Linked DNA regions of Homo sapiens: region 2 is linked to region 1. A link is an interaction called in ENCODE POLR2A ChIA-PET data of the cell type or tissue named here. Cell type or tissue: GM12878. All regions are shown on one strand. Links, peaks and the distances in the headings refer to the core of each region. The heading gives the core; the rest is flanking DNA. Region 1 overlaps PIK3R6 (phosphoinositide-3-kinase regulatory subunit 6). Region 2 holds the start of LOC124903921 (a long non-coding RNA gene).

Region 1 (16,187 bases), core at 6,511-11,510:
ATCGCCACCGTTTTATGGCACGGTGCATACAATGAGCTTCCATTGAGACTCATTGAGAAAACAGCCAGGCGCCTGGCTCACGCCTCTAATCCCAGCACTCTGGGAGGCCGAGGTGGGTGGATCACCTGAGGTCAGGAGTTCGAGACCAGCCTGGCTAACATGGCGAAACCCTGTCTCTACTAAAAATACAAAAATTAGCCAGGGGTGGCGGCGGGTGCCTGTAATTCCTAGCCTCAGGGAGGCTAAGGCAAGAGAATCGTTTGAACCCAGGAGGCGGAGGTTGCAGTGAGCCGAGATCGCGTCACTGCACTCCAGCCTGGGCGACAAGAGCAAAACTGTCTCAAAAAAAAAAAAAAAAAAAAAAAAAGATTAATTGAGAAAACATTCAGAGGCATGGTTTGGTGCTTGAAAGGGCAAGCTTTATTTCCTAAAAAATTCTTCTCATTCCTGAAACGAAGACACATTTGATGTTGATGCATTTTAAGAATGAGCTGCTTCTATTTCCATTTCCTGTCTACGTGCAAGCTCATCCCCTGGGGGCTCTTCCCCCACACTGGTGTGGTCAGCAGCCCCAAAGGACAGGAAATCGACCACAAAGGTCTCCTGTGGGAGGAGCAAGGAAGCAGCACCTGCACAAATATATAGAAACGCTGAATAAATGTTTGATGAGTGAATGCGTGAGTGAATGAAGGAATGAGCAAATGAATAGGGAGGCTTTCTGACAGTTACTGGTAAAGTTTCTTAGAATTTTACTTTCCCTTTTTTTTTTTTTTTTTTGAGACAGAGTTTCACTCTTGTTGCCCAGGCTGGTGTGCAGTGGCACGATTGCAGCTCACTGCAACCTCTGCCTCCCGGATTCAAGCGATTCTCCTGCCTCAGCCTCCCAAGTAGCTGGGATTACTGGCACCTGCCGCCACACCCAGCTAATTTTTTGTATTTTTAGTAGAGACGGGGTTTCACCATGTTAGCTAGGATGGTCTCGATCCCTGATCTTGTGATCCGCCTGCCTCAGCCTCCCAAAGGGGAATTTTACTTTCAATTAAAAATCAGCCCAGAAGCACTCTCCATTTGCCACAAAAATTCCTGGTATCTTACACTTCTCTTTTAGTCTTTATCTGTGAGATTTCTTTTCTTTCGAGGCTGCCCCGTGTTCATTATTAACCCAGGCCGCCCCAGACAGAAGTTTGTGTTCATTTTATTTCACAAAGACAGAGGGGGGTTCTGTGAGGTTTACAGAGGGGAAAGGAAGGCATGCGGACGTCAGGGGAAGTGGCCATGACCCCACGCCCCAGGTTGAGATCTGGGCTCTAGCCCTGGTTCTATCCTTCATGGCCACGTGGCTTTTGGCAATATTCTTCACTTTCATTCATTCATCAAATATTTATCTAAAATAGGTATTCATTGTCCACTGAGTGGCTGCTGCCCTAGATGCTGGACATGCTGCAGTGAAGGAGACACGCCCCATCCCAGTATTTGCCGAGTTCGCATTCTAATGACTAGCCAAGAAAACTAAGCCTGACAGGAAAAATTTCCATACTGATAAATGCTATGAATAAAATCAGAGTGTGCTAGAGTGTGACAGGGAGGGCTATTTTGGACAGGATGTTCAGGAAAGGCCTCTGAGGCAGTGACATTGACAACAAGACCTGAATGTCGAGGGGGAGCCAGCTGTGGGGAAAGCTGGGGGAAGGGTGCTCCAGGCAGGGGTGTGCAAAGGTTACGTTAAACCCACAGCACAACGTTCTTAAATTGACTGGCGGGCTCCCAGATGTTCATGTAATTACTATGTCCCTGAACATAATATATTAGCTCTCTTCTTTTGTGTGTGCCATCTGTTACACAGTAAAAAATAAGGTCAAATATACTTAAGATTAAGAAATCAGAAAATGTAGAAATGTATTAAAAATTACCTGTGACCCCACTGTTTATGGGTAAGTAATATCACTTTTTTTGTAGTTTAGTGTGTATCATTAAAAGGTAAGAGACTGACACACACACAAGTACAGGTGAAACTGGGGAAATCGGAATAAAATGTATCGACATCAACATCCTGGGGTTTTTTGTTTGTTTGTTTTTGAGATGGAGTTTCACTCTTTCACCCAGGCTGGAGTGCAGTGGTAAGACCTCAGCTCACTGCAAACTCCATCTCCTGGGTTCAAGCGATTCTCCTGCTTCAGCCTCCCGGGTAGCTGGGATTACAGGCACCTGCCACCATGCCTGGCTAATTTTTGTATTTTTATTAGAGACGTGGTTCCACCATTTTGGCCAGCCTGGTCTCGAACTCCTGACCTCAAGTGATCCACCTGCCTCACCATCCCAAAGTGTTGGGATTATAGGCGTGAGCCACCACGCCTGACCAATATCTTGATTTTGATACAGTAACATTGTTTGCAAGATGTTATCACTGGGGGGAAACTGGGTAAAGGGTACCCAGAAACTCTGTGCTATTTCTTGCCACTGCATGGGAATTTACAGTTATCTCAGAATTAAAAGTTTGACTAAAAAAGAGATAAAGACTCCTTTATCTGACACTGACCTATTTTCTGACCCTGTAGTTTTTATTTTCGTTTCTAGAATGTCATATAAATGGAACCATACGGCATGCAGGATTTAGCGCCTGGCTGCCTTTACTCAGCATGTCTCTGAGATTCACGCGTGTCGTTGCACGTAGTTCTCTTTTTAATGCCGAGGATTCTGCTGTGTGGGTGTATCACAGTTTGCTCATTCACGTACCCACTGAAGGCATTTGTGTTGTTTCCAGTTTGGGGCCATTCTGAATAGAGCTGCTATATATATCCATGAGCAGGTGTTTGTGTGAACATAAGTTTTTATTTCTCTGGAGGAAAAAGCTAGGGATTACGGGATCATACAGTAAGTGACGCATAACTTTATGAGAAATTGTCAAACTGTTTTCCAGAACGGCTGTGCCATTTTGCATTCTCACCAGTAACGTATGAGAATTCCAATTCCTCCTGACGGGTTGATGGGTGCAGCAAACCACCATGGCACGTGTATACCAATGTAACAAACCTGCACGTTCTGCACATGTATCCCAGAACTTAAAGTATAATTTTTAAAAAGAGAGAATTTCAGTTCCTCCGTGTGCTCTCCAGCACTTTCTATTGCTCATTTTAAAATCTTAGTCATTCTAATAGGCATATAGTGAGATCTCATGGTTTTCATCTGCCTTTCCCAAACTGCTGATAGCATTGAGCATTTTTTTAATGTGTTTATTTGCCATCCACATATCTTTTTTAGTAAAGTATTTATTTAGATCTTTTGCCCATTTGGGGAGTATTATTTGTTTTCTTACTGTTGAATTTTGAGAGTTATTTATTTATCCTAGTTTTCTTTTTTTTTTCTTTGTCAGATGTGATTTGCAAATATTTTCTCTAGGTCTATACTTTGCTTCTTCATTTTATTTTATTATTTTATTTTATTTTATTGTTGTTTTGTTTTGTTTTGTTTTGTTTTGTTTTGTTTCTGAGATGGAGTCTCGCTCTGTCACCCAGGCTAGAGTCCAGTGGCACGATCTCAGCTCACTACAACCTCTGCTGCCCGGGTTCAAGTGATTCTCCTGCCTCAGCCTCCTGAGTAACTGGGATTACAGGCATGAGCCACCACAGCCAACTAATGTTTGTATTTTTAGTAGAAATGGGGTTTCACTATATTGGCCAGGCTAGTCTTGAACTCCTGACCTCAGGTGATCCACCCACCTTGGCCTCCCAAATGTTGGGATTACAGGTGTGAGCCACTGTGCCCGGCCCGTTTTTTCATTTTGTTAAAGGTATCTGTCATAAAACCAAAGTTTTAAATTTTGATGAAGTCTAATTTGTCATGTTTTTCCTCTTATGGATCATGCTTTGGTATTGTATCTAAAAACTTCTTCCTTCACATGAGGTTACAAGGATTTTTTCCTATGCTTTCTTCTAAAAGTTTATTGTTTTGAATTTTACATTCAAATCTATGTCCACTTTTAGTTTATTTTTGTGTAAGGTCTGGAATTTACGTCAAGGTTTTGCTTCTTGTTTTGCATATCGATGATCAATTGTTCCATCACCATTTGTTGAAAAGACTCCTTTCTCCATTGACTTGCCTTTACAACTTTATCAAAAATCAATTAGCCATATCTGTGTGGGCCTGCTTCCGAACTCTTCGTTCTGTTCCATTGATTTATGTGTCTAGCCCTTCACTAATAACTTTATAGTAATTCTTAAAATAAGGAGTGCGAAGCTGAGCGTGGTGGCTCACACCTGTAATCCCAGCACTTTGGGAGACCGAGGCGGGAGGATAACGAGGTCAGGAGTTCAAGACCAGCCTGGCCAACATAGTGAAACCCTGTCTCTACTAAAAATACAAAAATTACCTGGGCATGGTGGCGTGTGCCTGTAGTCCCAGCTACCTGGGAGGCTGAAGCAGGAGAATTGCTTGAACCCAGGAGGCGGAGGTTGCAGTGAGCCAAGATCACGCATCGCACTCCAGCCTGGCGACAGAGCAAGACTCCGTTTCAAAAAAAAATAAAAATAAAGGAGTGTGAGTTCTCAGGCATTATTCATTTTCAAAACTGTTTGGCTAATCCAATTCCTCTGCCTTTCCCTATAAACTTTAGAATTGACTTATATGTATCTACAAAAAAAAATCCTGCTGGTATTTTTATTGGAATTACCTTAAATATGTAAATGATTTTGGAGAGAATTGACTTTTTTTTTTTTTTTTCAGACGGAGTCTCTCTCTGTCACCAGGCTAGAGTACAGTGGCATGATCTCAGCTCACTGCAACCTCCGCCTCCTGGGTTCAAACGATTCTCCTGCCTCAGCCTCCCGAGTAGCTGGGACTACAGGCGCATGCCACCACACCCAGCTAATTTTTTCCATTTTTAGTAGAGACAGGGTTTCATCATGTTAGCCAGGATGGTCTTGATCTCCTGGCCTCGTGACCTGCCCCCCTTGGCCTCCCAAAGTGCCGGGATTACAGATGTGAGCCACTGTGCCTGGCTGAGAATTGACATCTTAACTATACTGGGTCTTCCAAACAATGAACACAGTATTTCTCTCCATTTATTTAGGTCTTCTGTGATTTATCTAATTAGCATTTCATAGTTTTCATCATATGGCTCCTGCACGTTTTGTTAGATTTATCTCTAAATATTTATTTATTATTTTATTATTATTATTATTATTTTTTTTTTTTTTTGAGATGGAGTCTTGCTCTGTCACCCAGGCTGGAGTGCAGTGGCACAATCTCGGCTCACTGCAAGCTCCACTGCCCGAGTTCACACCATTCTCCTGCCTCAGCCTCCCGAGTAGCTGGGACTACAGGCACCCGCCACCACCCCTGGCTAATTTTTTGTATTTTTAGTAGAGACGGGGTTTCACCATGTTAGCCAGGATGGTCTCCATCTGCTGATCCTGTGATCTGCCCCCCTCGGCCTCCCAAAGTGCTGGGATTACAGGCGTGAGCTACTGCGCCCCACCTAAATATTTATTTAAAAAAAAAATTTGGAGCTATTGTAAATGGTATTGTATCTTCCGAATTCAGCCAATACAGATGTACACCATAATTTTATAACTGCATAGTATTTTGTTGCACAGATTAATTTATTTACTTGGTACTCTATAATTGTGCCTTTATTTTTTTTTTCTGGTTGTACTCTATTGTTAACAATGTTTTAATGAATGCTGTTGTACATATCATTTATCCATTTGTCCAATATTTCCCTTCAGATAGGTTTTTAAAGGTCGAATTGCTTAGACAAAAAAGTATGAATATTTTGAATTTTGATAAATATTGTCCAGCAATCACCCAGAAAGGCTATACTAATTTCTCTTCTCACCAACTATGTATGACTGGAAATTTTCTCATATCCTATCCTTGCCAATACTGGATGTCATTATCTTTTGTCATAATTTTTGCCACTCTCTCTCTTTTTTTTTTTTTTTGAGACAGAGTCTCCCTCTGTCACCCAGGCTGGAGTGCAGTAGCGACATCTTGACTCACTACAACCTCCACCTCCCAGGTTCAAGTGATTCTCCTACCTCAGCCTCCCAAGTAGCTGGGATTACAGGCACACGCCACCACACCTGGCTAATTTTTTTATTTTTTAGTAGAGACGGGGTTTCACCACGTTGGTCAGGCTGGTCTCGAACTCTTGACCTCATGATCCGCCCACCTCGGCCTCCCCAAGTGCTGGGATTACAGGTGTGAGCCACCGCACCTGGCCTGCCACTCTCATTTTAATATTCATTTCTATGATTGTCAGTAGGCTGAAATTGTAGTACATTATAATTACAATCCATTGCTGAATTCAATGAGTTGATATCTACTTTTAAATGTTATATCGATATTTGCATGTAAGTGTGGTCTAGTTTGCTATTTTGGTAAAATATGGATATGTAAAATTTACCATCTTAACCATTTTTAAGTATATAATTCAATGGCATTAAGTACATTCACAATATTGAGCAACCATTACTGCTATCCATTTCCAGAACCTTCTCATCATTCCAAACAGAGACTCTGTACCCATTAAACAGTAACTTCCCTTTCATCCCTTCCCCAGTCCCTGGTAACCTCTGTCATACTTGCTGTCTCTGCCTCTGTGAATTTGCCTATTCTAGGTATCTAATATTAGTGGAATTATACAATATTTGTCCTTTTATGACTGACTTACTTCACTCAGCATAATGTTCTCAAGGTTCATCCATGATGCAGCATATATCTGAATTTCATTCCTTTTTAAGGCTGAATAACTTTCCACTCTATGTATAAATCATATTTTGTTTATCTGTTCATTGCTTCTCTGTTGATGGACATTTGAGTTGCTTCTACCATTTTGCTGTTTTGAATAATGCTTCTATTAATATTGGTGTGCAAGTATCTGTTTGAGTTCCTGTTTTCAATTCGTTTGGGTCTTTACCTAAAAGTGAAATTGTTAGATCATGTGATAATTCTATGCTTGACTTTTTGAAGAACATGCCATACGATTTTCCACAGCGGCGATGCCATGTTGAATTCCCACCAGCAATGCACCACATCCTCCCAGAGTCTGCGCCCCAGAGCAATAAACTCAATGACTGGAAAGCAGGGGGACTCCAAACAAATCCAATTTCTCCACATCCTTGCCAATGCTTGTTATTTTGTGGTTTTTTGTTTGGTTGGTTTGTTTTGTTTTGTTTTGTTTTGGGACGGAGTCTCACTCTGTCGCCCAGGCTGGAGTGCAGTGGCGCGATCTCGGCTCACTGCAAGCTCCGCCTCCCGGGGTTCACGCCATTCTCCTGCCCCAGCCTCCCAAGTAGCTGGGACTACAGGCGCCCACCACCACGCCCGGCTAATTTTTGTATTTTTAGTAGAGACAGGGTTTCACCATGTTAGCCAGGATGATCTCCATCTCCTGACCTCGTGATCTGCCCGCCTCGGCCTCCCAAAATGCTGGGATTACAGGAGTGAACCATCGTGCCCGGCCGGTTTTTTGTTTTTTTGTTTTTGTTTTTTTTTTCTGTATATCTAAAATGGTCATTCCAATGGGTGTGAAGTGCGTGATCCATTTTTTTTTTAACTACCTTTATTAGATTTTGGTATCAAGGTGAAGCTGGCCTTGTCCAATAAACTGAGAATCTTCTCTTCTTTCTCCATGCTTTGGAGCAGATTAAATAACGTAGATATTTTCTTTGTAGGTTTGAAAAAACTTATCAGAAGAACTATCTGAGCCAGACACCACTCTCTTAGAGCTAGTTCTTTGACAACTGTCTCTATTTCCTCACTGGTTACAAATATAAGCAGTTTTTCTAACTCTTCTAGAGCCTTTTGAGTCATTTTTATTGTCCTAGAAAACCATGTGCGACACAGGGGACTCAGATTTTCTTTTTTGGTATAAAGAAATATATATATGACATTTATCATTTCTAATATTGTCTCTTCGTTATCTCTTTTTAGATTAGCTTTCCCAGTTATACGTTTGTTTGTTTGTTCGCTTGTTTTCTCTCCAAAAACAATCTCTTAGGTTTATTTGGAGTTCCTCTGCGTTCTAGTCATTGGGTTTATCGCTCTGGGGAGCAGACTCTGGGAGGACCTCCCACTGGGGTCACAGTGGAGCAGACAGAGGTCATGCTTAAGGGAGGGCTCTAGAGCCAGACGGTCTGAGTTCCAAGTCCTCATTCCTTGCTTACTAGCTATTTAACTTTGAATAGCTATTTACCCTCTCTGTGTTTCAGTTTCCCCATCTGCAGAACTGGGGAGGGGGGAGAGATAGAACCTGCCTCATAAGCTTAATATTAATATTAAAAAGTTGGCATTTCTTAAGTGCTTAGAAGAGTGATGCCTGGCACATAGTAAGCACTATATAAGTTTTCTCTTTTTTCTTTCTTTTTTTTTTTTTTTTGAGCCAGTCTCACCCTTGCCCAGGCTGGAGTGCAATGGCACCATCTCAGCTCACTGCAACATCCGCCTCCCAGGTTCAGGCGATTCTCCTGCCTCAGCCTCCTGAGTAGCTGGAATTACAGGCACCTGCCACCATGCCCAGCTAATTTTTTGTATTTTTAGTAGAGACGGGGTTTCACCATGTTTGTTGGGCTGGTCTCGAACTCCTGACCTCAAGTGATCCACCCGCCTTGGCCTCCCAACGTGCTGGGATTACAGGCATGAGCCACTGCACCCAGTCATAAGTTTTCTTAAATACATCTAGACTTCCCCCCAGTGTGCTAGAAGCCTAGGTCCCTTAGGAGCTTCTCCATTTCCCAAGGTGCTTTCTGCACCTTCCCACTGCTTCCACTAATTAACTACCTCTTATTTTGCAGAACCACCTCTGTGCAGAAAAGCAACCACCTTGTTCTCTATTCTGCTGCCCGAGACAACCACATCCTCCTCCTCCTACACCCAAAGGCTCCCATGGAGAGCTCAGGTCAGTGTGGTGGGGGGAAAGGGGTCTAGTGAGCCTGCTGCCGAGTGGGGAAGGCCCTTCTCATGGGTGAGGATGCCTCTAGGGCTGGCAGGACCCCCTGCACATAGACAGGCTGCAAGACCCCAATTCAGGGATCCTGCCTAAATGTAAGAACATCTTGAGAGTTGGACATCTACACACTTGCACAAGGCTCCAACTGCTCGCTGGACACTGAGCTTGACAATGGGAATAATGACAAGAATAGCCAAGATTGATTGCCAAATACTTGTGACTATTTAACAAAAACCTATATAGCACTTACAATGGATTGAGGAGGGATAAAAGCACTTGACAAATATGAACTCATTTAGTCTTGGTTAACCTCCTAAGACAGGTATTATTACTCTCGTTTTACAGGAGGGGAAATGGAGGCATGCCAGGGGCAGGTACTTTTCCCCCAGTCACATAGCTATTGAGTGGTCAAATCAGGAGTGGAACCCAATAGTCTAGCTCCAGTGTCTAGGCTTAATGATTTCAGTATGGATTGCTTCGCAAAAATGCCAGAAGGATTCTGTGAGGTGGGGCTAGCACGATGATTATCCTCATTTTTCTGAGAGGTAAACTGAGGCTTGGAGAGGTTATATAATTTGCTCAAAGCCACACAGCTAGTAAGTGGCAAAGCCAGAAAGTGGGGCCTAGTCCGGCTGATTTTCAAAGCCTGGACTCTTACCCTAAGTCAACTTGGGACAACAGGGAAAGATGACCAACCCCCACCAAGATGTGTGTCATCTATTGGTCACCCGGAAAGTCAAAGATCACACCTTAGGCCACCACGCTGAGACTCTAATTCCCCTAAAGATCCATCTCCTGGGGAAGGGAAGGGCATCCCCTAGGCAGGGTCAGCTGCTCGGTTGCTAATATTCCTATGGCATAAATTCTTTTGACATCCATCCATCCAACCATCCATCCATCCTCAGAGAGCCTCGTCCAATCAGAAGTAGCTCCATGGAGTCAGGCAACCCCAGTGAATCCTGGTGTTACAATATTCTGGGTCATCTGTAACCAGCTGGGGTTTGGGGTGGGAGGCTCGGAATGGGGAAGCTCTGTGAAAATCTCCTAAATACAGTCAGGCACTGCATATTGGCAATGTTTTGGTCAACGACGAGCCTTATAAACAGCAGCGGTCCCATAAGAGAGTACCATATTTTTACTGTACCTTTTCTATGTTTAGATATGTTTAGACACACAGATACCATTGTGTGACAACTGCCTACAGTACTCAGTGCAGTCACACGCTGTGTAGGTTTGTAGCCTAGGTGTGTAGTAGGCTATGCTGTGTAGGTTTGTGTAAGTGCACTCTGTGATATTCATACAATGATGAAATTGCCCCGTGACATATTTCTCGGAACATATCGCCGTAGTTAAGTGACACATCAAGGTATTTCAAAACCAACTTACTTTGCACTCACTTTATAACAATAAATACATGCCATGCTGTCTTTTAGGAAAAGAGGTGCACCAATAAAGGTTTATTATATATAAGCAATAGAAACTGATGTGGCCAATTTCATTTTTTAAAAATGTGGCCAAGCATCAAAGGAAAAGCTGAAGCACCAGACACCAGAAAGGGCAGGGGAAGGGTAGCCCTGCCAAAAGGACGGAGAGAGATAGACAGTGTCCTTGGAGAGCACACCAGGCGTCCTTCCCTCCTGGCCATTCTCTGAAAAAGGCTGTCTGAGAGAGACAGAGACAGAGAGTATCAGTCCTTGGGCAGCTTGGTCCTGTGCCCACACCAAGGCTGAAGCTAAGTAGGCACCTGGGTCACAGTCCCACCAAGACTGCAATAAGCAGGGAGGGATGCTGGGCAGGTGAAACCACTGACTTCCCCCTCCAAAGGTGTGGCAGATGATTCCCAGATCCAGTGGATAAAAGGAAACATCCCCAAATCAGGATGACCAGGACTGCAGTTGTCTTTCCACATTATGATTTTTTTTTTTTTTGAGACAGAGTCTCTCTCTGCCACCCAGGCTGGAGTGCAATGACACCATCTCGGCTGACTGCAACTTCCACCTCCCAGGTTCAAGCGATTCTCCAGCCTCAACCTCCCAAGTAGCTGGGATTACAGGCATGCACCACCATGTCCGGCTATTTTTTTTGTATTTTTAGTAGAGACGGGGTTTCACCGTGTTGCCCAGGCTGGTCTCGAACTCCTGACCTCAGGTGATACACCTGCCTCGGCCTCCCAAAGTGCTGGGATTACAGGCGTGAGCCACTGTACCTGGCCTGTGATTGTTTTTAACACTCTCCACCTTCCCACAGCTCTTGGAGTCCTCCCATCCTACAGTTAAGAAGAGGGGTACCTGAGAAGTAAAATATTTATTTCAGGGTATGCAAAAGAGCAATATTTCAGAGGCACTAAGGCTATTGTTATTTTGCCATGCCTGCAAACAGGAGTAAGATTGCAAAGGTTTTCCAAACAATCTGAGCCTTTATACTGCATAGGGGTAAGGAGGATCAGGTGTAGGCTGGAGGAGGTGCATCTGGGTACTGGGGGCCCTCTAGGTGTGACTTTCTGTGGTTGGAGAGGCAATATGTGACAAAGGTAAGGGCTCTAGACCTGGAATCTATCAAACAGGGAGAACAGTATTTGTCCTGCCAAACTCACAGGGTGCTTGTCAGAATCAAGTGAGATAAGACACTGGAAAACACTTTACATATCCATGAGTCAGTCAGAGAATAGTAGCTGCTTTAGCAAATGGCCCCAAATGTCAGAGGATTAAGACAACACATGCTTATTCTCACTCTCACCACAGTCCAATTTGGGCTTCAAGCAGGCAATGAGACTTATTCCCTCTTGTGGAAAGGGAAGAGGAGTATGGAGGACAGTGCAGGGAACACAGGCCTACAAGGGACTTAATCACTTCCACCACATTCCATTGGCCAGAATGCAGTCACATGGCTATTATCTAACTGCAGGGGAGTTTGGGAAATGTAGTCTTGCTGTCTCTTGGTGACAAAAATGAACTTGGTCTGGTGAGCACATAGCATCACCTTACCATACCTATGGAAGATTCTCTGTGTGTATGCCTTTCAAGTGCTGTTTAAATGTCAGATATCCAAGGAGGTGAAAGATCTTTACAAGCAGAAGTACAAAGCACTGCTAAAAAGAAATTATAGATGACACAAACAAATGGAAAACTATTCCAATGGTCACGGATTGGAAGAATCAATATTGTTAAAATGTCCATACCGCCCAAAGCAATCTGCAGATTCAACACTATTCCTATCAAACTACCAATGTCATTTTTCACAGAACTAGAAAAAAACTATTCTAAAATTTATATGGAACCAAAAAAGGGCCCAAATAGCCAAAGCAATCCTAAGTAAAAAGAACCAAGCTGGAGGCATCACATTACCTAACTTCAGACTCTACTACAAGGCTACAGTAACAAAAACAGCATGGTACTAGTATAAAAATAGACATATAAACAATGGAACACAATAGAGAATCCAGAAATAAAGCTACATACCTACAGCCACCTGATCTTTGACAAAGTTGACAAACATAAGCAATGGGGAAAGGACTTTCTATTCAATAAATGGTACTGGGATAACTGGCTAGCCATATGCAGAAGAATGAAACTGAACCACTACCCTTCCCCATATACAAAAATTAACTCAAGATAGATGAAAGATTTAAATGTAAGACCTCAAACTATATGAATCCTAGGCAACACCATTCTAGACATCAATCTTTTGAAAGAATTTATGACTAAGTCCTCAAAAGCAATTGCAACAAAAACAAAAATCGACAATTGAGACCTAATTACACTAAAAAGCTTCTTTTTGTTTTGTTTTGATTTTTTGAGACATAGTCTCGCTCTGTTGCCCAGGCTGGAGTGCAGTGGCGTAATCTCAGCTCACTGCAATCTCCACCCCCCAGGTTTAAGCGATTCTCGTGCCTCAGCTTCCTGTGTAGCTGGGATCATCATTACGCCTAGCTAATTTTTGTATTTTTAGTAGAGACAGGATTTTGCCGTGTTAGCCAGGCTAGTCTCGAACTCCTGGCCTCAAGTGATCTGCCCCCCTCTGCCTCCCAAAGTGCTGGGATTACAGGCATGAGCCACCGTGCCTGGCCTACACTAAAGAGCTTTTGCACAGCAAAATAAATTATCAACAGAGTAAACAGACAACCTACAGAATGGGAGAAAATATTCACAAAGTATGCATTCCAACAGAGGTCTAATATCCAGAATATATAAGGAATTTACACAACTGATTAAGCAAAAAACAAATAACCCCACTTAAAAAATGGGTAAAAGACATGAACAGACACTTCTCAAAAGAAGACATACAAGCAGCCAACAAATATGGAAAAATGCTCTACGTTACTAATTATCAGAGACATGCAAATCAAAACCATCTCACACCAGTCAGAATGGCTACTAGTAAAAAGTCAAAAAACAACAGATGCTGGCAAGGCTGTGGAGTAAAGGGAATGCTTATACACTGTTGGTGAGAATGTAAACTAGTTCAGCCACTGTGGAAAGCAGTTTGGAGATTTCACAAAGAACTTAAAACAGAGCTACCATTCGACCCAGCAATCCCACTACTGGGTATATATCCCCCCAAAAACAAATCATTCTATCAAAAAGACCCATGCACTTGCACGTTCATTGCAGCACTATTCACAAAAGCAAAAATGTGGCATCTACTTAGGTGCCTGTCAACAACAGACTGGATAAAGAAAATGTGTTACATATACAACATGGAATACTATGCAGCCATAAAAAAGAACGAAATCATATCCTTCGTTGCAATATGGATGGAGCTGGAAGCTATTACACTAAGCAAATTAATGTAGGAACAGAAAGCCAAATACTGCATGTTCTCACTTATAGGTGGGAGCTAAACTTTGGGTACTCATGGACACAAAGATGGCAACAATAGAAACTGGGGGCTACTAGAATGGGGAGGGAGGGAAAGGGGCAAGAGTTGAAAAACTAGTTAGTGTGGGTACTAGTACTACTCATATGAGTAGTACTATTATTAGTAACAGTACTCATAGTACCTAGGTGATGTGATCATCCATACTACAAACCTCAGCATCAAGCAATATATCCGGGTAACAAACCTGCACATGTACCTCCTGAACCTAAAATAAAAGTTAAAAAAATTTTAAATAAAAAAAGTTTAATATTAATAATAATATTAATACCTAATTAGTAATATCCCACATTCCTGGATGCAGAGGAGGATAATAATAATGGATGCCATTTATCTATTGACTATTCGAGTCATCAAGGATGTTAGACCTGCATACCATATGTGAACAATGCTGAGCCACTTGAGTCACAGGAAATATCCCATTTCTTTCTTCCATTTAATCAAATCAAAACCAGCTTCAACCTCTCATATTCCAAGGTTAGGATGAACTCTAGCATCATTCACTTGGAGTGCTTCCCCCTACGTGGGAGTTTGTGAGAAGCTCAGGGTTTATAAAGTCTGGGTAGTGGGAAAAGTCTGTCGTCTCCAGTCCACGGTGGCTACAGCCACCAGAACTGCTTGGCCAGACTTGCAAGGTGCAGAGGGAGATAGAGCCTGCCTTGAGGGACATTCTCGTGCTCTGGTGAAGATGGCTCAGGAGACCTTTGCTGTGGCATCAGAGGCACAGGGCTCAGTGCTTAGCGGCCTTCATCTGACCTTTGCCGCCACTGGTAAGCTTTGTCCCAGCCGGTCTGATTTTCCTCATTCCCTGGAACCCTATATCCCTTGTGCGTTCACAGTCTTAGGGAATCCAACCTCCACCCTTGGGCTGGGCCACTCTCCTCTTTAAAAGCATCAACCTTCTTCTGCACCTTTTTAGACAATCCAGCTTGATTGGCTCAATCAACTTGCCAGGAGCCTCAGACTCAGTGCCTCCAGGGGCCAGGCAGAGGATATAAATGAGTGAAACCGAGGCATGGGGAACTACAAAGACCTAGAGAAGCTGTGCCTATCTAAGGGGGCAATTGCTCCCCACCCCCTATGATTGTCACATGTGAGAAGAATCCAGGTTCGGTGTCAGCAGATTGTCAGATTTTCGAGAGATGCCAGAAACCCAAACGTTATGCAAAATCTCCTGACTTGTAAATGTTGGCAGCTAATTCATTGCTTTTTTTTTTTAAGACACTATACAAGCCCAAACAAAACACATAGCAAGCCAGATGTGGACCAAAGCCTGAGAGTTTGTTTTAGCTACCCAGACATTCAAAAACAAAATTTATTTGAAGTGGTCTCCCAGGGCTACTGGCAACTTCTCTATTTTTCTGTGAAACATAAAAATTCAACTTCCCTTGCAAAGCAAGGGGACCCAAGCTCAGAAGACAAAGGCTTGGCTGTGCTTCTGATGAGGGGAATGAGAGGAAATCACATTTGTCACAGTTTTCAGCCTTTCTTTGCAAATATACAATGGAAGACAGAATAAGAAAGAGGAAGAAGGAAGGAAAAAAGAAAGGAAGGAAGGGAGGGAGAGAGAGAAGGAGGGAGGAGAGAGAAAAAAGACTTAGCACCAGCTAATTTTCTAATAACTCATCCTGCATTAACTCATTAAATCTTCATGCAAGGTGGAAATGCATAGACGGAGGAAAGACTGTGACCAACCTTCATGCTGAGCTAAATGATTTCCTCAACAGTCTGGGGAGATGATGCTCTGCCCAGCAGAGGGACCAGGTGGGCAGATGTGGCTGTAGTATCCTGTCCACTCTCAGCCTGGAGGAGATTCAGGACCAGGCCTTGCCAAGTGGGGGCTTCAGGGATGTGGACCCCGTAGGCTTTGCATGGGTCTGAGGAGGGGCCAGACCATGAGCACTAGCACCTATGGTGACTTGGCCTAAAAATATTTTAACTCTTGGACTGCAATCTGCTGATTTTTAAATTTGTTATCTCTATTCTACTTACTTCCAAAGGAATCTGAAGCAATTCAGATATAGATTAAATAGAATATAAAGCAGGAGGACCAAAAAGGAGCCAAGAAGAGAGATCCCTGTCACATGAGATGAGCTAATTTTTGAGGCTGGGCCCCAATTTGACCGTAAGTTTCCTGATAGCCCAGTCAAAGAGGAACCCTTGGGGCATGTGGTTTGTGTTGTCTGACAACTGGAGAATACACACTCACCTATAATGGCAAACTCTTGGTGGGAGCTAATTGCAAAGAGGAATTTATTGTGTGAGGAGTGTTTCCCGTACTTCTTGTCTGAGTCTGGATCTGCCAAGAAGCAGACACCAAGTTCAAGGATTTATTTGGGGAAACACTTGTGTGACAGAAATGGAG
Region 2 (16,187 bases), core at 4,389-9,388, 53 kb before region 1:
TTACTTTAGAAAGGAGTGTTCCAGGCCGGGTGCAGTGGCTCACGCCTATAATCCCAGCACTTTGGGAGTCCGAGGCGGGCGGATCACGAGGTCAGGAGATCGAGACCATCTTGGCCAACATGGTGAAACCCCATCTCTACTAAAATACAAAAATTAGCTGGGTGCGGTGGCACGTGCCTGTAATCCCAGCTACTTGGGAGGCTGAGGCAGGGGAATCGCTTGAACCCGGGAGGCAGAGGTTGCAGTGAGCTGAGATCGCACCACTGCACTCCAGCCTGGCGACAGAGCAAGACTCTGTCTCAAAAAAAAAAAAGAGTGTTCCAGTGCAATACCACAGAAAAATGTTCCAGCATAAATGCCCCTTCTTTACAGCCCCTGCCTGAGTGTGACTGGAAGACACCAGAACTGACCCCTTGCCTCTCTCTCCTTTTCCAGCTGGGCTGTGTCTGAACTGCTGGAGCCTGCAGGAGCTGGTCAGCAGGGACCCGGGCCACTTCCTTATCCTCCTTGAGCAGATCCTGCAGAAGACCCGAGAGGTGAGGGGGAGTCAGGAATTGAAGGGCAGATCTGGGGTCGGCCTCGTAGAGTGGAGAAATAGGTCCCAGAGAACATCATTCCTGGGTGCCTGGACCTCCAGAGGGGCTGGGCAAAGGCCCTGGGAACCTGTGAGTTTTGTGTTTCGGTAGCACTTGCATATGAGAGGTTTCTAAGAAGGGGGTGCATTCAGTAAGAACACATCATACGCGAGCTAGGGTCCTGAGTTCAGCTACAGACATGGCTTATAAGTCCAGATATAGACTAGGAAGGGAGAAGACACTTTACCCAATTCCTTTCCTCAAAAAGATCCATAAAAACAAAGACAGGAAAGAGAAAACTGATCGGAAAGGTAAACTGAGGCCTCCTCTCTTAGTTCAGTCAATGGCTTCATGACAAAGAAGAGGAATGGGTTTAGTGCTGAGCTGGGCTTGGGTTCCAGAATAGCTGTGAGTCCCAAAAGAGGATTTGGGCTCTTTTGTAAAGAATTCTCTTTTATGGTTGTGTGTGTGTGTGTGTGTGTGTGTGTGTGTGTGTGTGTGTGTTTTAATTATTTTAAATACATGTGATTTGGAAAACATGTCACTTTCACTCTCGGCTACCTATCCCTGTAAGAAGATGCCCAAGGTTACAGTTCTGGCCCCACTATTTACCTGGTAGTTTTTTCCTTCATCATAAGCCAACCAGCTCAGAAGAGCTGAACCACCTCTGGAGCGCATAACATATAAACCCAAATGGAAAGTCTGGATCACCGTGTAGCAAAAGAGGAGGGTTTCATAGAAAGGTCTGATCTGCAAGGCTTGGTAGACACATTGTCTATTAAGGATAAAGAGAAGGAAGATTCTAAATTTGAGCCTACTGGGCTCATCTAGCAGAGAAGACATGATGGGGCTTTCTCTGTATCTCCAACCCCCATGAGTTCCAAAATGGACCGAGAAACCTTCTGACCAATGAATTCTAAATCATGTGGTGTGCACATGTGTGCATGTGGTGTGGTAGGTTGTATCAGAGAGGCAGTTCACAAAAGGAGAAATAGAAGTTGTAAACAAATATGAAAAAGCGATACTAAAATAAATGCAAATTAAAACCATAATGAGACAAACTTTGCCTAACAAATTAGCTAAAAAACAAAAGGTAAGGCCAGGTACAGTGGCTTGTGCCTGTAATCTAAGCACTTTGAGAGACTCAGGTGGGAGAAATCCTTGAGCCCAGGAGTTCAAGACCAGCCTGGGCAACATAGCAAGACCTCGTCTCTACAAAAAAATACAAAAACTAGCCAGTTGTGGTGGTGCACACCTGTAATCTCAGCTACTTGGGAGGCTGAGGCAGGATTGCTTGAGCCCAGGAGGTCAAGGCTGCAGTGAGCCAAGATCGTGCCACTGCACTCCAGCCTGTGCGACAGAGCAAGACCCTATTTCTCTCTCTCTCTCTCTTTTTTTTTTTTTTTGTTAAAAAAAGATAAAAACCAATGCAGGAAAAGCATGGTGAAAATCGTACTTTTATATATATAGATAGTATAAATGGCAAAATCCTTTTGGAAAGCAATATGACAATATGTCTCAAAGGTCATAAAAGTCTATAAACATGTTGATAATCTTTGATCTGTTGACTCCACTTCTTGAACTCCTTTCTAGATTAATAATCCAAATTATGGAAAAAGGAATGTGCTGCATAGTAGTGTTCATTGCAAAATATGTAAAATACCAAGAAAATAATCTTGAATGTCCACAATGAAACTAATAAGATGCCAGGCATGGTGGCTCACGCCTGTAATCCCAGCACTTTGGGAAGCCAAGGCGGGCGGATCATGAGGTCTGGAGATCAAGACCATCCTGGCCAACATGGTGAGACCCCATCTCTACTAAAAAAAAAAAAAATACAAAAATTAGCTGGGTATGGTGGCACGTGCTTGTAATCCCACCTACTTGGGAGGCTGAGGCACAAGAATTGGTTGAACCCAGGAGGCGGAGGTTGCAGTGAGCCGATATTGCACCACTGCACTCCAGCCTGGCGACAGAGCGAGACTCCATCTCAAAAAAGAAAAAGAAACTAATAAGTTATGGAGGTCTACCAGAAGGAGTATAATGCAGCTAAAAATGATGGATATTATCCAAGGGCATAAATAAAATTTAATATATGATACAATTACATCATAAGATTTATTAAATGGCTTAGGGAAAATTGACTAAACATTTGGAAAAAGATAGAGTGAGATCCCCAACTGACACCATATAGCAGGTGAAATTCTAGTTGCACTAAATATTTCTCCTTTTTTTTTGGAGACAGAGTCTCAGCCTCCCGAGTAGTTGGGATTACAGGTGTGCGCCACTGTGCCCAGCTAATTTTTGTATTTTTAGTACAGATGGGGTTTTGCCATGTTGGTCAGGCTGGTCTCGAACTCCTGGCCTCAAGTGATCCACCTGCCTCGGCCTCCCAAAGTGTTGAGATTACAAGCATGAGCCACTGGGCCCAGACTAAATATTTCAATTTCAGAAAACGAAGCTTCAAAGAAGATAAGAAAGTATATATGAATATTTACATGATCCTTGCATGCAAAAGCAAAAATCCATGAAGGAAAAATCAACACCTGTAATTTCTGTACATCAAAAATATTTATAAAATTAAAAGGCAAACAACCAACTGGAAAAAAATATTTATAACACAAATAACAGGTAAATGTATAACCAGAAGGGAAAAAAGGTGGTCTTAGAGACCGTATAGTAAAACAGAAATTTACTTATAATACTATATGTAAAATACGTTAGGAGTAAAAATATACACACAGCTTATAGCTTCGCAGACACAGGAACAGAAAACCAAACACCGCATGTTCTCACTCATAAGTGGGATTTGAACAATGAGAACACATGGACACAGGGAGGGGACATCACACACCGGGGCCTGTCGGGGATGGGGGACAAGGGGAGGGAGAGCATTAGGACAAATACCTAATGCATGTGGGGCTTAAAACCTAGATGACAGGTTGATGGGTGCAGCAAACCACCATGGCACATGTATACCTATGTAACAAACCTGCCCGTTCTGCACATGTATCCCAGAACTTAAAATAAAATTTAAAAACAAAGAAAAGAAAATACATAGGGCAAAAATGGCATCAGAAGAGGGACATTGAAACAGCTGTGGTTGGGTTTGGGAGGGGAAATTGTAAGTGTTTTCGTTTACATCCATTTTCCAAATGTTTGTCATGTGATTGCACTATTTTCCCCTAAAAAAAAAAAAAAAAGAAAGGCTAGAATGAGGAAGAACCACTGTATTCTGCCTCAGGGAGCCCTGGACCCCGTGAATGAGGCTCATTCCCCTTCTCCTCCTCTCCACAGGTCCAGGAGAAGGGCACCTACGACCTGCTCACCCCGCTGGCCCTGCTCTTCTATTCCACTGTTCTTTGTGTAAGTCCACGTGGGCCAGGATGCTGGAGGTGAGGGAGGAGGGGGAGGAGCGACCTCTATCTGGGGCAGAGCCCTCACACCTCTGGAGATAAGCAGAGAGAGAAACTGTCAAGCAGCGGCATGTGAAATGGGTTTCAACCCTTAGATGGCTTCAGAGCAGCCACCATGAGAGGCTTCTGGTGACTCCATGTGGCCGCCATGGTGCCTGGCATCTCTGGGCTCCCATGTTGGAACTGCTGTCACTGTCTGTTCACAGGCCACAAGAGATATTCTATGTCCACCTCATTTTTCACCCCAGTAGTCGGTTTCACCCAATGTGATCACCCCCTGTATTCACCAGACAGGGGGGCATCAAATGTGTACACTGACTGAATCCATCCTCAAAAAATAAACATTTACCTGTAATGAGGCTATTTAAGTAAAGGTGGTTTAGGCATTGAAGACCATTATCCATAACAAGTGTCAGCAATGGCACCATTTACCAGTAAGGGGACAGCCTTTCAGAGAGGCTCACTCAAGCATTGGGTAAAGCAAGTCCCTCCCAGTAGAGACACCCTGGGTGCCATCTTGCCCATCTGTAACCCACTCCCTGTGAGTAACTTCCAGTTCCACCTGACCTTGTCCTGGGACACGCTGCGGCCAGGAAATGTGTGTCTTTTGTGGAATATTCCAGAAAGGGAGCAGAAGCTGTCTGGGACTATCTGAGCCTTTTCTCACCTAGATCTCTTTGCTTGTTGCCTGCCTCCATCCTAGACACCACACTTCCCACCAGACTCGGATCTCCTTCTGAAGGCAGCCAGCACCTACCACCGGTTCCTGACCTGGCCTGTTCCTTACTGCAGCATCTGCCAGGAGCTGCTCACCTTCATTGATGCTGAACTCAAGGCCCCAGGTAAGCACTGAGGCAGCTGGCACGGGGGACAGGGCTCAGAAGGTCAGAATGCTTCCAACTCCTCTGAAACTGTTTTTTGTGACCCTCCTTACCTTGCATCCTTTGATTCATCTCTGCCAACGCCTTGGTTCACAAACATGGAGTCTCCTCTTCACAGCACCATCAAGCATCTGATGGTTGAATCCACACAAGATGAAAGTAAATATGGGAGGTAACTCGAGGAGGGATTGTTAGGGGAAGTAGGAGCAGGCACTCAGGGCAAGGAGACCCCACCTTGGCCTGTGCCTCTGATCTGGTTAGTCAAGGGGTCTCCAAGGCTACCCAGATCAGACAGAGAAGCCCCCAGGATGCTGACAAGAGGGCTTTGCATGTTCTCTGTGCCCCAGGAACAAGTAGGTAATTGTGTGTGTGGGTTGATGCAGTTTGGGTTGGGGAAGGTGGCTGGTACTAGGAACAATGACCACTGTGACAAATGTGGACAAGACCCGGGACTCAGTTTTCATGTGTGGGGTCTGAAAAGTAAGAATTCTTCAGAAATTGCAGGTGCTGTCATAGACATGCAAATCAGGTCTAAGGAAGCTACAGTAGTGCAGGAGAAAACTTAGCAAGTGTGATTTACTGAGAAGCGGCTCAGCGAATCAGTACTCAAAGGAATAAATTCGCAAAAGCATCTCAATAGATGCCTCTAAAATATTTCATAAAATTCATCATCATTCCTGATATTCAAAACCCCTCAATATATGGAAACGATTACTCTAGAAGTGCTTTTAATATGGCAACAGCCCAAGGTAAAATACTAGAGGCATGTTCTTTAGAGCCAATAATCTTCCTCTTTTGGCTTATAGGTATTTGCCTATGCAAAAAGACAAAAATAAAGAATACTTTCTCTTCTGAAGAAGAGAAATTTTAATTAGTTGGAGCTCAAACAATTGGTTTTCTGTCGAGACTGAGAGAATCCCCTGAACAAAGAATTGTCAGAACTAGAAAACAGGTAGCTAAGAGCTTTTTTTATAAACCAGCATTAACCAGTGAGAAAACATAATTTTAAAAAATTTACAATAGCAATTAAAAATAAAAAATAAAAGAAATTTTAATAACCTATATAGAGAAAACAAACTTTGCTGAAGAATGAATAATTGAAGAATCGTATTGCTGGGTTGAATCAATATTGTAACGAGACCAGGTGTTAGGAAAGTAAACGTAACCACAATCAAAATACCAAGATATTTTTAAAATTTATAAAATATATGTAAACTAAAAAACATAATATATAAATATTTTACAAATAAATAAATTTATATATAAAGAAAATAAAAAAATCTATTTGAAAGATTTATTTATGCACTTAGTATATATTCATTCATGTATTTTTAAAGGAGAGTAAGAAGGAAATATTTCCATTTTTTGAAGGTACTATAGGGCTATAGTTATTAAAATAGTACACTATGGGTATAAGAATAGATAGATAATGGAAGAAGATGTAATATCTAGAAATATATTAAATATACAAAATTATATTATATGACAAAGTGGCATCCTCAAATTACTGATGAAAAAATCAGTCATTTCATAGATGATATCAGGATAATTGGTAGACCATAAAAAATATTGAGTTAGAAGACTATCTAAAAAGGCCAGGTGTGGTGGCTCATGCCTGTAATCCCAGCACTTTGGGACGCCAAGGCGGGCAGATCACCTGAGGTCAGGAGTTCGAGACCAGCCTGACCAATATGGTGAAACCCCATCTCTACTAAAAATAGAAAATTAGCTGAGTGTGGTGGCATGAGCCTGTAATCCCAGCTACTCAGGAGGCTGAGGCAGGAGAATCACTTGAACCCAGGAGGTGGAGGTTCAAGTGCCTCCGAGATCACACCATTGCACTCCAGCCTGGGCAACAAGAGCGAAACTCTGTCTCAAAAAAAAAAAAAAATTCTATCTAAAAAATAAAATTAAGAGTTCTAATGCAAACATAAAAATAACTTTTAGATACATTAAAGGTTTAGGTGTAGAAGACAAGACCACAAAAACTACAGAAGAAAAATAGGTTGTATTAGCCTGGAGTGGAGAAGAGCTGCCAAACATATTCCCCAGGGCAAAAATTATAAAGGAAAAGACTAACAGATATGAAAGCATAAAATTTAAAGCTTTTCATATGGCAAGCCCACTTTGAGTGAAAGGTAAATGACAAACTGAGAAAAATATTTGCAATAAAAATTAATATATCAGGCCAAGTGCTGTGGCTCAGACCTGTAATCCCAGCATTTTGGGAGGCCGAGGTGGGCAGATCATGAGGTCTGGAGATCGAGACCATCCTGGCCAACATGGTGAAACCCGTCTCTACTAAAAATACAAAAATTATTTGGGCGTGGTGGCATACACCTGTAGTCCCAGCTACTCGGGAGGCTGAGGCAGAGAATCGCTTGAACCTGGGAGGCAGAGGTTGCAGTGAGTCAAGATCGTGCCATTGCACTCCAGCCTGCAGACAAAGCGAGACTCCATCTAAAAAAAAAAAAAAAAAAAAAAAAAATTAATATATCAAACCCATGAAGAGGTTTTTTTTTTAGTCCATTAAGAAATAGGCAAATACACTTATGGAAATATGAATAAATATGATTCAAGTACATCAAAAAGAACCCCCCAAAATATTCACCCTCACTACTCATAAAGAAAATGCAAAACTAAAGAGCAAGACTCTTCTTCCCCCCCTATCAAATTGGCAAAAATTAAAAAGAAAGAACAAAAATGCCAGCGCTGGTGAGGAATGGGGGGCTGTGTTTGCTAAAGCATCAGAAAGCATACCCTTTCACCCAGCAATTCCATTCCTCAATTTTATCCTGATGAATCCCTATGGATGTACAAAGATGTAGCTACAAAACAAAGACGTTCATCAACGCATCCTTGCTAATAATCAACCAATGCCAAAAAACCTAAATATTGAACATGGTTGAGTATACTGCGGCAAAGTCATTTGGTGGAATGATATTCAATTATTAAAAATGATATTGTAGAAATAGTTACTGAGCTCAAAAGATGTTGAATAACTAGTTGAGCGAAAAAGCAGTCCCCCCAATACTAAGTATGTTATAATCCCATTTTTGTTTTCTCTCTTTCTAATGTATACATGCACCAGGTCCTGTTTAGTACTGGCAGCGTTTAATTCTCACCTTACACATTAAACACACACAGAACAGAAGTACCAAATCTTATTCCCCAACAACTTATGGACCCTAGAAAGCTCAAGACTGGCTTGTAAATTTCTTTGGAAGTGTTCATAACTTTCCTACCCAACCAGTTACCTGATCTGTCTGCGCCCCACCCAGTCAGCTGACCTGTCTGTGCCTCGCCCAATCAGCTGATCTACCTGCCCCCCCATCAGTCAGCTGTCTGTCATTACAAAGAGCAGAGCAAGTACAGCTAGGGATGGCCAACCCCCAAGTCTACCTATAACAAGGTCCTCACCTCATGGTAGAGACTTGGGTGGAGATTTAGGACATCAGGAAGACCCTTAGGAGGCGCTGGACTCTGAAAGGTAAAAGCTGGGTTTGCCAACCCAGCTTCCCAAGGAAAGGAACAAACCAGTTAAAGGAACAAACCCTAAAGGAACACGCCAGTTTAAGGTCAAACTCCTTCATTCCCTCCCACACTCCCTCCCACTGTCCCCCAAAACAAACAGATCAGAATGCCTTCTGAGCTTCTGGTTGGTGACTGAAGTTCCTTTGCTAGGAGGCAATGCCTTTCTTCCTTTCGAGTACGCTCAGAGAAAGAATTTAAAATGCAAATGTCTTGGCAGGGCGTTGGGTTTCCACCAAAGACCGAAATGATTCTTTTTTATTTTGAAAAGGATAAGAGAGTTGTGGGGTTGGGGGAGGGGATTACCTGTGGGGAGACCACTTCCCAGTTTCAAGTAGAACCGGCTGTCCCTCCTCAGCTCAATGCACGCTATGCCTTGAGATATTTTTGCAGGCGGCTGGGTAGAAACTCCGTTCTGGGCAGCACAGAAAGCAGATGTGCCACGGAGGTGCTGGCGGTGGTGAGGCCCTGGCCCTGGAATGATAACATGTGAAGCCTGCAGCACAAGGGCCAGGCAGGGCAGCAGCTGGAGCCGGAAGTAGAATGAGGGTCCTTTGGCCTCAGAGCAGGGGGGACTCTTGGAACCATCACTCACTGCTGATGGCCTTTTCCTCCACATCCTTCCCGGGACCATGTGAAGCTTCAGATATCCTGGTGACCAAGGAGAAGTCAGATGCCCCAAGAGGGCAGCTCAAGCCAAGTACCCATGGCAGGAACCTCTCCTCTTCCAGGGAAAGCAGAACCAAAATAGGAAACCATCAACTCTCCCTCGTTTCGGGGAATCATTTTCAAACAGTTCCAAAACCTCACACATACGTAAATATACAGTGAGCCTGTGCCCGCTCATTAATGAGGAAACCAGCACGATGATAGAGCTGGCTTAAAGGAGGATCCAAGAAACTGAGATGAGCTCCTCATGGAAGCTAGAGTAAGACTCAAAGTTAGATACCAAATAGTTAACATCACAGAGGGGAATAAAACCATAACCTTTGAGGTTATCTTTTCTATTGAACAAAAATCTCTTGCAACTTATCTCACATCCACCAGTTAACCTTCAATTTTAAAGAACCTAAGCCCTAATTAATGACAGATAGTTAAACAAAATTACCTTCTACATGACCCTTAAATGAGCTTGTTGAAAAATACTTTCGCACGATTTTTTTTTTTTTAAGATGGAATCTCGCTCTGTCACCCAGGCTGGAATGCAGTGGCACGACCTCGGCTCACTGCAACCTCTGCCTCCTGGGTTCAAGCGATTCTTCTGCCTCAGCTTCCCGAGTAGCTGGGACTACAGGCGTGCACCACCATGCCTGGCTAATTTTTGTATTTTTAGTAGAGACGGGGTTTCACCATATTGGCCAGGCTGGTCTCGAACTCCTAACCTTGTGAGCCGCCCACCTCGGCCTCCCAAAGTGCTGGGATTACAAGCATGAGCCACCGCGCCCAGCCTTTCCTATGATTTTCAACAGGCCTGCTGCCCAATTCCTGAGTCCCTCCCACCCCCAGTTAAGTGGAGAAAGAGCTAGGATGGAGGCCAGGGAACTTGAATGCTTGAAGGAGAGGCTGAATAACTTAGTGGCTTCTAGTCCTTGGGACCAGACCATTGTACTTGCAAATACTGGGTCTGCTACTTACTAACTGTGGGCCTTCAGCAAGACGTTTAGCTTGTGAGCTTCCGTTTCCTCATCTGTAAAATGGGTGTATAGCAATGCCTCCCTGTCAATGCAGTTAGTGAGGATTAATGTTGGCCTAATTGATTTCACAGTGCTGGGGGCAGTAAGGGTTGCAGTGGTGTTAGCTTAGAAGGTAGGTCCTGGTAAAGTCACAGGGAGAAATGAGAAGGGACGTGGGGAGGTGGGCCCTCCCCCCGTGAAGTCTTAGGGACCCAGTTGCCATGGAAATGAATGAAACAGTTTATCCTGCTTTGATGTGGCTGGGTGGCAGAGGAAGTGGGCCTGTTATCAAGGCTGGGGGCCTCCCCCTGCTTCCTGACTCCACCCCCGTATGATCGCCCAGTGCCTCAATTCTGGAGGTAGCAGGAAACCTCACGTCAGTGCCACTGGGTCCTGCCCACCACAGCCCTCTTGGGCTCAGCCCACATGTTTATTGAATATTTACTCTATGCCTGCATAGCTGTGCCGACCACAATACTTTCCTGCAAAGAATTTACCTGTAAACCTGGGGGATGACATGGGGCATCTTACATGCAAACCGCTCTGCAATTTTCAAAGCACACAGACCTCAAGGATTGCACCTTGCCTGTAGGGGAAGAAGGAAAAGTCATATTCTTCTCATTATAAAATGGGAAATGATTTTGAGAAGACCAAGTTCAGTATTTCTTGTTTAAGCTACAAAGTGAAGTATGAAAGAGGGAACACGAACCCTTGTATGACAGAGACCTACACTTCGTCACTTATTAGTTAATGACCTTGGACAAGTTCCTTAGACTCTCTGAGCCTCCTGGTCAAAAGCAGGATTATAATTATCGTTGATGATGATGACGAGGAGGACAGCAATGATGCCAGGGTTGCTTATGGCATATGAAGCACCGTCATAGGTTGGTCCCATCTAACCCTCAGAACACCTCCCTGGGTAGTTACTATTATTCCCATTTTTCAGATGCTGAAACTGAAGGCTCGACATTTATGTAACTTGCCCCAGGTCACATAGCTGACAAGAGCTCTACCACTTGAACCCATATCTCTTTGATACCAAAAGTCATATCCCATCCTTTTCACATTTGCATAAAGCTGTGTTTCTACCAAGAGGCACTGACAGATGGCTGCATGACCCTGGGTTGCCCAGGCTGTCTTTTTATAAACGCTCTCCCCCTTGGGGAATTTCTCCTGCCCCTTTCCCTTTGGGTTGCTTAATATGGCTTCATACCCTTTGACTTCCTATCAAATGGGGAACAAACCTGGGTTAGGTCAGTTTTGCTTATCAGCGGGTGGCAGGTGAATTCAGAATGTTCTTCAGTGGTGTTACATTTCTCTGGGGACATTACTGATCACAGACATTTGGATTTTATACTTTTTGTCTCTGGTTATGGAATGAAAGGTTAGACCTCTTGAAGGATGTCAAACATCATTGACTAGTAGGTGGGGGAGGTTTAGGGAAAAGAGTAGAGGCAGGTGTTCCAGAAACCACACGGTGTGATCAGTTAGGACTGAGCTGGCTGCCTATAGCAGAAAGCCCCAAACAACTATGCCTTAAACTCTCAGGGGCTATTTTTCTTTTACACACAGACACACAGACACACACACCACACACACACACATACACACACACAATCTGTATGAAGGCAGGCCAGCATTGGCATGGTGGCCCCATGAACATCCTGGACCAGCCTTCCCTCATCTTTCCACTCCACCATCCTTGGCAAAAGTCACCATCTTCAAGGTTGCTTCTTGGTCTAGGATGGCTGCTGGAGTGCTGGCCATCATGTCCACATTCCAGTTAACAGAAAGAAGGAGGTGAGGGGGGTTGCACCTAACACATTCTGCAAGGGAGGTTGAGAAATTGACTCATCAACTGGGTACAATGCCCAGTGTCCCACTCATAAAAAAACGAGGAATGGATATTGAGTAGATGCCTAGAAGTCTCTGCCACATATGACTTACTTGTAAGAGTAGCCCATAAGGCCTGGATTGGTCCTGTTAGGGTGACTCTCACCAGGGTGGTGAAAGGGTGTTATGAAAGGTCTCATCTCAGTTCGCCCCCACAAGCCCGGTGGCTCTGCAAAGCTGGAGACCTCATCCCACAGGCGTTTCCGTGGGGTCACTGCACCTGTTCAGAGCAGCATATGTCTTGTGGTGGCACTGGCCTTTCATTCCAAGAACTCACATCTCCTCTGCCTGCATGAAGGCCTGCCCAGTGGGTTCCTTCCCCCCAGTATTTTCCTCTTGGCTTTCTAGCCACATTCCTTCTCACCTTCCCCCTCTCTGCTCCTGGACTCCCGGTGGCCAGAGATTCCGAGCCTCCCTTGTTATGTCTTCTCCTTTGTTTATTCACCTGAAATCCGTGCTTCACCTTCCTGCCCAGGCCCTGCTGAGGCCCACAGCCATGAGTCCCCAATTCCTCCAGCCTCTCTGGAGTCCAGGACCCTGGGGATGGGGAGCAGGAAGGCGCTATACATGGGACCCCCAGTGAGGAGGGAAGTGTAAGAGAAACCCTGCTGTGGGGAGTGGTGTGCCTGGTGTTTGCTTCAGGGTATGAGGTAGGTCAAACTGTCCACCATGAGTTGATATTAATCATAGTTGCTGGAGAACCAAACCTGATCTAGTCTCATTTGGAGATTGCAATGCCGTTGGGGCCGGGCTCTGCTTCCACCCTGTTGATTCCGTGGAATCTTGGTGTTCCCCTTGTAGGAGGAAACTGAGTCAGATGTGGTTGCTCCCTGCCTCCCCCAGGCTCAAGTACCCACATCACCCTCAGCATGGACCTGTCTATCCGTGTGTCATTAATACCAGTGCTTGCTTGATGGCAGATGTAGTGATTTTCCTGTGTCCTGGATCTTCACAGTCTGCTGTTCTGTGCAGGATCCCCATCTATTTGCAACTTTGAAAAAGAGTGGAAGCTTTGATGGGTGAACAAGGCTTAATGGCGAAGGGCCTTGGACACCTGGGCCAGGAGTTTGAACTTCACTATGAGTGTGTTCTGCCCACTCACCCCGTTCTTCGCCTGTATGGGGTGACTTCTCTCAATTTCTTACTTGCTAGAGCCTGACGTAGGAACAACCCAGGCAAGATTTTTGTTTAGCCCTTGCACCAATCTTGATCTAAGAAGCTAAACTCAGAAAGTTGTTTCCATCTGCTAAGGTGACCAAGAAAGGGTGTGATCTAAGATCAAAGGGAGAGAGGTGTCTGTGGATCTGAGGCTCCCCAGTGCAGCCTCCCTGTTTGGGGAGTGGAGGGTGGAGTTAAGGGTGGTCTCGAAACTGACATTGCACACCCCACTTAGCATTCATGGCCTCCCTGGCATCACCAGGTAACATTGTGAAAACCAAGCCCATGGAGGGTGCTGGGAGATATTTCCAACCTCACAGCACATACCAGCAAATGGGGACTCGGCAGTACAATCTCTAAGCCAGGCTCAAAGGAGTCAGTCTGTACAAAAGCTTATATTATCAAAGCCTCCTCCACATTGCACAGTCTTTTCTAATGTGTTCCCAGCTCAGGCCCCAGCCCACCAGTTAATTACCCCAAAACCCCACACCCCATGCTAAGCAGGGAGGTCCATTACCAAGAGAGGCCAAGGAAGGGGGTTGATGGTGTTTTGGGGGTGAGGGCGGGAGTTTATCTGATGATCATAGGTTCTGCTTGGGAACTGTTGGTACCTTGGGTATTCAGCACCAGCCAAACAACTCTGAAAATCACTCTCTCTGGGTCAGAGTGTGCCAAGAGGCACAGGTATCCTCCTAAATATCCCCCATTAAAGCAACGGGACACATAGAGCAACAGTCGCGTGGAGTCCACGTAGCTCATACGAAGCAGCTTCTGATTCTAACTGTAGCACAATCCTAAAATGAGACTAAGGCACACGAATATAGATGTTAGAGACTGCTCCTCATCCTAGAGACAAGAGGAGACGAAGGAGCTTCAAGGAGAAGGTTGTCAACAGTACCAAGCACTCCAAAACAAAAGTTCAAGCAGCGTGAGGATGAGGTTGGGCCGTTGGGTATGGGGACGGGGAAAATGTTGCCAAGCTTCAGGAGAGCAGGGTCAGGAGGGCAGAGGGGTTGGAAGCCAATGGCTGGGCGTGTTGGAAGAAAGCTGATGTGGAGGGAGAGCGACGTCAGAGTCTACTGCTTCCTGGAGTATGACCGCCTGGATGTCCTTGGTCAACAGAGGCAGAAGTGGCGGTGAAGAAATGGGGTCAGCGGGGTGTGGGTTAATGTTAAAAGCATTAAACAGTAAAAGAAAAGAGAAATAAGGTCAAGAGAAGATTTTGCGTATCTATGTGTTTTATGGTCAGGGAGATGGGGAATATCTGTTTGTCTCCGCTATGGTAGCTATGGTATTATGTAGAGGTGGTTGGAGAGCGGGTGAGGATCTCTTCTCTGTAATGCACGTGAGTGGCCACCAGATGGTGTCCCAAGTCCTGATGTAATAGCCACTGTGTCAAGGACTTATCTGGCAAAATGGACCAAACGTTAACTTCTAAATATGCGATGATTACATAAAGTAAACATCACGCAAAAGGCCAAAAATCAAAGCAATTAGGTCCCAAGTTAGAAGAGCATTATGTGGTAATTTTCTGCCTTTTACTAAAGGAACCTCACAGCCTTTCTATTTATAGCTGTCTTTAAACCCCAACCCCCGCCCTACCCCGCCCCCGAGACTTGCACTTCTGAGGGGACGTCCTGCAGGTTCCCAGCTCAGTCCCAGTTCAGAGTGGCCCTGCTCTCGATGGGGACTGCCCTGGGCCTATTTCCAAGCTATGACAAGAAGGCGACCCACCCCGCTGGGTCCCCAGCCCCTGCTCTGTGAGGGAGTGAACTCCCGCTTTCTGTTTCATCTCCTTGTCATGGTGGAAACAGAACTGAATGCACACTGTAAAGCGACTACTGTGCACAACAGAGTCAAGCTGCAGAAACAAAAGGAAAACCTTTGGTGTGTTTCTTCTCAGCATTTGGAAGTCAGAGGAGACAGAGAGGGGGAAGGGCCAGGGAGAAAGGGGATGCGGGCTGGGAGAGGAGCCTGGGATGCAGATGCCTCAGAGCACGGAGGACGCCAGGCCAGACCACAGTCCTTCCCGATCCCCGGACTCCAGGCAGAGACGGGGAGGTGCAGGTGGGGAAACTCGAAACCCACTGCCTGGCTGGAGCTAAGGCAAAGTGGATGGGCTGAGAGGTGCCTGGCATAGCGGGAAGGCACCCCGGACCGGGAGAGGGGGCAGCGGCAGGGACCGAGGAGTAGCCCTGCGGCACAAGACGGGGCAGCCTCCTGGGCCCAGGTTCTGCCTCCTGCGATGCTCCGCCTCCCAGTCTCTGAAGAGAGAAACTTTAAGTTGGTCAAGCCATGGTGGGGCCTGGGAATCATAGACTGTTAAAGGCCTCAGAGGCCACGGATCTAATCTGGCCCTTCCCAGGAGAAACTGAGGCCCAGGGCTAAAGTGACCTGGCCAAGGCCACGCAGAAGAGCTGGAATAGAACTCAGGCTTCCGACACGGGCTCTCACCCTGGATCTCTTTCTCTCCAGCTAGGCTGCCTCCAAGCCTGGAGCCGGGACCTGAGCCACAAGGGGAGTGGAAAGCTCTTAGGAAGGGAGGGCAGTCAGAGAGGCCACGGGAATCCAGAGGACAGCGAGGCCCAGGACCGAGTTTTGGTGTTGGAGGTGGAGGTGGGGATATGACTCGTGAGGTGTAAAAGGACGCATAGAAGCAAACTGCTAGGCACCCTGGAGGGTCCACAGAACAGCTTCTCTGCAGGTTCGCCTGAGCTCCATCCGGGAATTTCCAACCTGATTGTCCAGTGCTTGGCTCCCCACGAGGCACACGGACGATGCTGAAGGAACTGATCAGCCCATGAACTCTTTTCTTCTTGACCCACAGGGATCTCCTACCAGAGACTGGTGAGGGCTGAGCAGGGCCTGCCCATCAGGAGTCACCGCAGCTCCACCGTGTGAGTGCTCTTGGGGGACGGAGAAACAGTGGGGAGGGAGTTTGGGACCCCTGCACTGTTCCACCTTCACCCTCCTCCCCCACTCAAACATCCAGTGCCCCCACCCCCTGTCCACCCCAGCCAGCAACAAACAGGCTTCCAGGGAACTGGGAACCCCCTGGCA

Evidence for each region. Peaks named below come from ENCODE experiments on the same cell type or tissue, not always from the same donor. Only the 100,000 strongest peaks of a DNase experiment are listed, where the experiment ranks them.
Region 2: POLR2A ChIA-PET joins it to region 1 with 6 read pairs; 8 of 35 experiments call an interaction of 5 or more read pairs at or near these places.

The regions. Positions count from the first base shown.
Region 1 is chr17:8,842,491-8,858,677 of GRCh38, reverse strand. It overlaps PIK3R6 (phosphoinositide-3-kinase regulatory subunit 6), which reads left to right. Exons shown (of 20, transcript NM_001010855.4): 2 at 8,793-8,896. The coding sequence starts at 8,884. Among named protein-coding and RNA genes, the nearest start is that of PIK3R6, 17 kb to the left of the region's middle. In GM12878, for the core only: no CTCF peak of the experiment used is centred there; a DNase peak (open chromatin) is centred at 8,743; H3K4me3 peaks cover 261 bases; H3K27ac peaks cover 3,246 bases.
Region 2 is chr17:8,893,423-8,909,609 of GRCh38, reverse strand. PIK3R5 (phosphoinositide-3-kinase regulatory subunit 5) reads left to right here. Exons shown (of 19, transcript NM_001142633.3): 3 at 436-536; 4 at 3,873-3,941; 5 at 4,695-4,833; 6 at 15,955-16,024. It overlaps LOC124903921 (a long non-coding RNA gene), which reads right to left and starts at 8,813. Exons shown (of 3, transcript XR_007065612.1): 1 at 8,710-8,813; 2 at 8,293-8,387; 3 at 7,294-7,332. It overlaps LOC124903920 (a long non-coding RNA gene), which reads right to left and starts at 12,424. Exons shown (of 3, transcript XR_007065611.1): 1 at 12,334-12,424; 2 at 12,024-12,189; 3 at 10,596-10,662. RefSeq lists enhancers at 8,820-8,939, 14,470-14,669, 14,680-14,749. In GM12878, for the core only: a CTCF peak has its summit at 8,223; a DNase peak (open chromatin) is centred at 8,699; H3K4me3 peaks cover 1,124 bases; H3K27ac peaks cover 2,405 bases.